Linked DNA regions of Mus musculus: region 1 is linked to region 2. A link is a contact called in ENCODE Hi-C or POLR2A ChIA-PET data. All regions are on one chromosome and are shown on one strand. Each heading gives the region's core, a stretch centred on a gene start or an enhancer-like site at or near the end of the contact. The rest is flanking DNA. Distances are from core to core; before and after follow the strand shown.

The links. Hi-C counts contacts between places; a loop is a spot of excess contacts on that map. ChIA-PET counts read pairs that join two places held with the same protein, here RNA polymerase II (POLR2A).
Region 1: a map of mouse trophoblast stem cell shows a loop between it and region 2 (2.0-fold over the local background). The contact joins the promoter of Ndufv3 here to the promoter of Cbs in region 2. A Hi-C loop is called at or near these places in 5 of 37 maps with a recorded cell type or tissue (CH12F3, T-helper 1 cell, mouse embryonic stem cell and 1 more). POLR2A ChIA-PET finds 5 or more read pairs at or near these places in 3 of 5 experiments (Patski and embryonic stem cell).

What each region holds. Positions count from the first base shown.
Region 1 is chr17:31,518,724-31,521,423 of GRCm38, reverse strand. It overlaps Ndufv3 (NADH:ubiquinone oxidoreductase core subunit V3), which reads right to left and starts at 1,309. Exons shown (of 4, transcript NM_030087.2): 1 at 1,163-1,309. The coding sequence starts at 1,210. It also overlaps a transcript of Wdr4 not described here.
Region 2 is chr17:31,635,808-31,638,507 of GRCm38, reverse strand. Cbs (cystathionine beta-synthase) reads left to right here and starts at 1,303. Exons shown (of 17, transcript NM_144855.3): 1 at 1,303-1,425.

The DNA of each region.
Region 1 (2,700 bases), core at 60-2,559, 120 kb after region 2:
AGAAAAATATACCCCAAGTTCCAGGAAAATCACTATTAGCATCTGGGTAAATGAAAACAACTTTATTTCCCTAATCTTTGCAGAAATTTCCCAAAATAGGCACTTGGAAAGTTTTTATTAAAAATAAAGACTTTGCCAGCTTCGTTATACAAAGCTTCAGGATATCTTGGAGAAGAGCCTGGTTCTATGTTCTGCAGAAACCTGGGGCTCAGGGGTTGGGAGGATGGGAGACAGATGCTTCTGAGAAAAGCTCTTGCTGTCACGTGTCCTGCAAAGCCTCAGTTAGACAGACCTGTGTTGGGGGGAGGGGGGGAGCCTGTGTTAGCATGGGGGAGGGGGGAGGGAAGTGCTGGCCTCTGGATGGCAGCCATCATGCCGGCTGTAACACTCAGGCCTGGATCCTGGATGCAAGGCCCAGTTGGCTCTCAGCCCAAGACTCCTGGGTCTTAATACAGGGCAGCCAGTTTACTCTACTGGCTATTTTGTTACTTTACAAAATACTATGTTTCTTTTTGCAAAATTATCTCCCTACAGTTAGTAAAGTTGCAGAAACACTATCTACTAGTAAATAGGATGTAGATAATTGCTTCAGAAGTGTTACAATTTGAGAAGAATCTTATTGTAATTCAGCCGGCAACCGCTAAGGTATGTGTTAGATCCTAGGATGCTTCATGCTAGGGAGGGGGTTGGGGGGTGGAGCAAAAGAACCGGAAAACTTCTATTTATACTGATGATTCTCCGTGTGTGTACAAATTATGTGTACCGATACACGCTGGAAAAAAATCGCTGGGAGCAATATACCTGAAGGAATAATTAAACAGTGCCCATTTGACGACGGGAGCCCTCTGTCACCTGTATTTTATATTGCTGTGAGCATTTCCTGCTTTGGGGCCAGTTCAATGACAGCTCTTGACAAGCAAGCGCAGGGCCCTAGGTTCCATCCACCGAACCCAACCCAAACAAAACCCAATACTAGTTTTGCAGAGAAAGCCAGGTTTCGTTTTAAAAACAGCCTCAGTGACTCGGTTTCACTCCTGCAGAGAAAACCCTTCTGTCCGGGTCAGGTGAGCACAGGCCCTAGGACCCCTCTCCGCACCGGGCCCACGGGTGCAGTTAAGGGTCAGGCTAAGGGCCCGGTATGTCCCGCCCGTTAGCCCTTTACCTTCAGCGCCCGGATCCGTCCTCCCCGCAGGAGGAGAGAGACCGCCATGGCACAAATGCCAAGAGCGGAGGTCGCACTTAGGTACGTGACCTACTTGTGCACACGCACCACCCCAGGCTCCGCCCCGCGTCCACGTTCACCAATCGCACACCATGGTGGACCCAAGCGTTTGCGCGCGCATTCTGGGAGGGCTCCTTAAGGCCACGCCCCTAACTGAGTCCACCAATTCCGGGTTCGGGAAAGCGTGGGGTCCTCCCCTGGGTAGATCCCGCTGAAAGTCCCGCCCCTCCGATTTGGGCCTGCCCACCTTGCCCTGATCTCGCCCTTAACTCTGGTCTGTAACCTACCAAAATTGCACAGCTAGAATCATGTCCTTTGCGTTTCTGGTTCGACTTGAGAGACTTCTGTGTTTGGTGAGATCTTTGTGAGTTTGTTGTTTCTTGGAGATACAACTCGGTGGTAGTGCGCTTGCCCAGTAGGGGCGTGGTCTTGAACAAACAAACCAGAAGCTGGGCATGGAGGTGCCCACCTACCATACCAGCAGTAGGGCTAGTTCAAAGACAGCCTGCTCTTTTACAGAGTAACTGTAAAGATTGTTTGTAATCAATAGATAAACTTGGGGCTAGAGAGATGGCTCAGCGATTAAGAGCACTGACAGCTCTTCCAGAGGTCATGAGCTCAAATCCCAGCAACCACATAGTGGCTCATAACCCTCTATAGTGAGATCTGATGCCCTCTTCTGGTGTCTGAAAATAGCTACAGTATACTTATATATAACAATTAAGTGTGGGGGGGGGGGAGGAGAAAGAAAAGTACCTGTCATTTGTCCCTATTATACACACACACACACACACACACACACACACACATATATATATATATACTCACACACATGCACACCCAACTTCACCAGTTGAGGACCAAGCCTTTAACACACAAAGCTTTTTGGAGAACCATATCTAAGGCACAGCTGTGTTACAGTATGTGTTATTGGAATTCCTCTTCCCACTGATTGATTGGTGGCCCCTCGCACACGTTTGCCCAGTGCACAGTAAGTATTTCACATAGATGGTTATGTCTATACCTCCAATTTTCCACCAAGGAAAATTCAATGTCAGTGAAAGGATTCAGAACAATGAAATGAATTACTGAGAAGAAAAAAAAATATTAGAGCTGTTAATGCTGTGTCCAGGCTGTCAGGGGGACAATGGCATGACGGGAGCTCCAAGGAGTGTTCAGGCTCCAGAGACAGAGTGCATTGCAGGCCTCTGAAGACTGGAGACAGCCCATGTGAGAGCATCTTCTAGATCTGAGAATGGGAAAGGTTTCTGTGACATGAGATTGCTACGGACACTGTGGGCTGAGAAGAAGCTCGATCTACCACACAAATAATTGTCCTTCTTCACCTACTCTTGTCTCCAGGGGACACTTGCATGCTTTAGAGGTGAGTAAATAATACTGAGGGGAACGGGTACCACCTGTCCTTTGTGGGACTGGAGTTGGAGCTGTAAAACCATAGGACTCAAAACCTCCACTTC
Region 2 (2,700 bases), core at 54-2,553:
GTGTGTGTGTGTGTGTGTGTGTGTGTGTTTCCAGGATGCTGGAGACCGGGGCTGGGGGTGGGGTGTCATTTCTTTAGTCCTCCTCTTCTTTGTTGGAGGTGGCAGCCAGCCAGGGCCAAGCAGTCCTGGCAGCTTGTGTGTCTACAGTAACTCCAATGCCTGCCTGCATCTTCATAGGGTTGTTTCTCCATTCAAATTCTCGTCTTCTCTTAAGGGCACCGTAACCGTGGCTTTAAGTCACTTCCACCACTAATGTACGTTTATCATATCTCCTAAGACCTGGCCAGACATTTGGGATCTTGAGAGAAGGATCCCTGGGAATTGCTGTTAGTGTTCTTGCCCTTGGTATGACAAAATAAGATACACTGGGAAGCAAAACAACTCAGCATAGTAACTGGCTCCCTAACAAACAGGCTCTCCTTCCAGCTTGGCAGCAGGTTTCTCAGACCCTGGCTCTTGCCCTAGGGCGTACACTTTCCAGCCCAGAAGATTTCTCACTGGAACAAGATGTGGCCCTTCTAATCAAATGCTACATTCGGCTGTGTATGGTGACCCAGATCTGCAGTCCCAGGTCTGAGGTGGCAGGAAGATCAGAAGTTGGAGCTCACCATATTTCACCAAGCTAAACTCAGGGCCGGAGAGATGGAGAGAGACACCTCCCCCCTCCCCGCTTCCAGGTCTCTTTATGTAGCCCAGGTTGGCCTCGCACTCAAACTTGAGATTCACTTCTCTCGAGTCCAAATGCTGGGATTGCAGGCACCATCACGTCATACGTCACGCCCATTTTTAACCTCCTACAGATATCGATATTGGGGGCGCCCTTCCAGTGACACCACTGACCCAGGCCTCTCAGGCCAGTTGCTTGGAAGAACTCTGGGCTCTTTGAGCGTCAGGTCCTGCCGTTCAGAATAGTGATGTGTGACTCGAGCCTGCCAAGCTAGGAAGCTCCACGTCCTCGAGAGGATCGGGTCCTGGGAAACGAGGTTCCCTGACACTTAGCCAGGCTGTGCCGCAAGGTACAGACCTTTGGGCACAGACCTGGGGCCCCTCCGTGTCGTGTGCCTCACGACAAACACGTGTTAGACGGCAGAACTTCTCCTTTCGAGCTTTTGAGCACAACTCCCAGAGCAAGCAGACACCCCGCTGTGGAGGCCCGGCGTCCAGCCGAGCTTGGCGGAGCCAGAGTGGGGGTGGAGAGGGGAAGGGGTGTGGGGGGGCGGGGTGAGTGGGAGGCCGTTCTGCGGCCCAGGATTGGCGGGTGTCGGCCCTCCGCCCCCCGGCGCCGGGCCAATCGCCGAAGCCTGTTGTGTGTGGCTGGGTTGGTTCTAGACCCGCCACCCTTCCCTGGGATCTGAGCTGGGATCCTGTCCGAGCGTGCTCTCCATCCTAGCACAGGCCGAGCCGTTTTCCCGCGTCCGAGTCTAGGTGAGCTCCGGCCGCACTGACTCCCACGCCGCGCACACAGCGAGATCCTCGCTGCGGTTCGGTAGCCCGCGGGCACTCCCCATCCCTGGGCACGGACTTGGCTTCCTCTGTACCTGGACGCGCAGCTCGTGAGCCCGGTGCCTGACGCGCAGCTCGCTAAGGTCCCCGTGCTCCCACCGGGGCGTCCTGACTTGTCCCTCCACCTCGATGCCACCTGCGTCCATTGCCCTCTTCCCGCTAGTATCGACCTCCCCGCAGCCCTATGCTGAGCACCCACGTGGCCTCAGGTCCCACGACTGCTAGTCTCTGAACGTGGAGCCGGGTTCTAGGGTGACGCGCTAGAGACAAAACTGGGTCATCGATTTCCCCAGTTTTGGATGGAGACCGCTGTTTCGCAAATTGTTCTTTGGGGCACTGGTGCCGGGGTGAGGGTAAATATTGAAGTAGTGTCGTGCGGGGTGGCGGAGTCGTGGGAGAGCGGGTTCTCCTCCTTGTGCGGGACCCAGTTGGGGCGGGGGAGGGCGCGAGACCTAGGGCTGTACACCTGCGGAGAGTTTCCCACGTCACTGCCACACACTGATCGAGTGGCCAGGCGGTCTGTGCGGGAGCGTCATAGTCCTAGGAAAACCCCACTGGAAGAGCGGCCTCTCCGTGTGAGTAGGGAGGGAAGCAGGATACCCTGGGCCACATTCGCCAAGTTTGGGTTCGGGTTGTTCTATGGCTTCCCGTTCCACGAGGACGCTTAAGTGATGGCACTGGGAGAACTGCGCCTGCCATGGGTTTTGGAGAGTTCTACAGCCCGGGTCGCCTAGCAAGAGGACTTTTTAGAGGGCTCTTTTGTTTGTTTGTTTGCTTGTTTGCTTGCTTGCTTGTTTTTCGAGACAGGGTTTCTCTGAATAGCCCTGGCACTCACTTTGTAGACCAGGCTGGCCTCGCCTCGAACTCAGAAATCCACCTGCCTCTGCCTCCGGAGTGCGAGTGCTGAGATTAAGGCGTGCGCCACCTCTCCCGGTTTAGAGAGGGCTCTTGAACCTAAGGAGAGAAGCACCTGTCTAGGCCACCGCCTGGGCGCATGCGTTTTGATGTTAGTTGCTCCTCCCCCACCAAGGGAATGAATAAGATGGGCCAGTGCCAGGTAGGCTCCTGACGTCATTTTAGAGTGCTAGATCACATCTAGAATACTTAGAACACCTAGTTGTTCATGTTAGGCAAACAGAAGTTTGGGGATATGGAGAGATGGCTCAGTGGTTAAGAGCCCTTGGAGTTCTTGCAGAA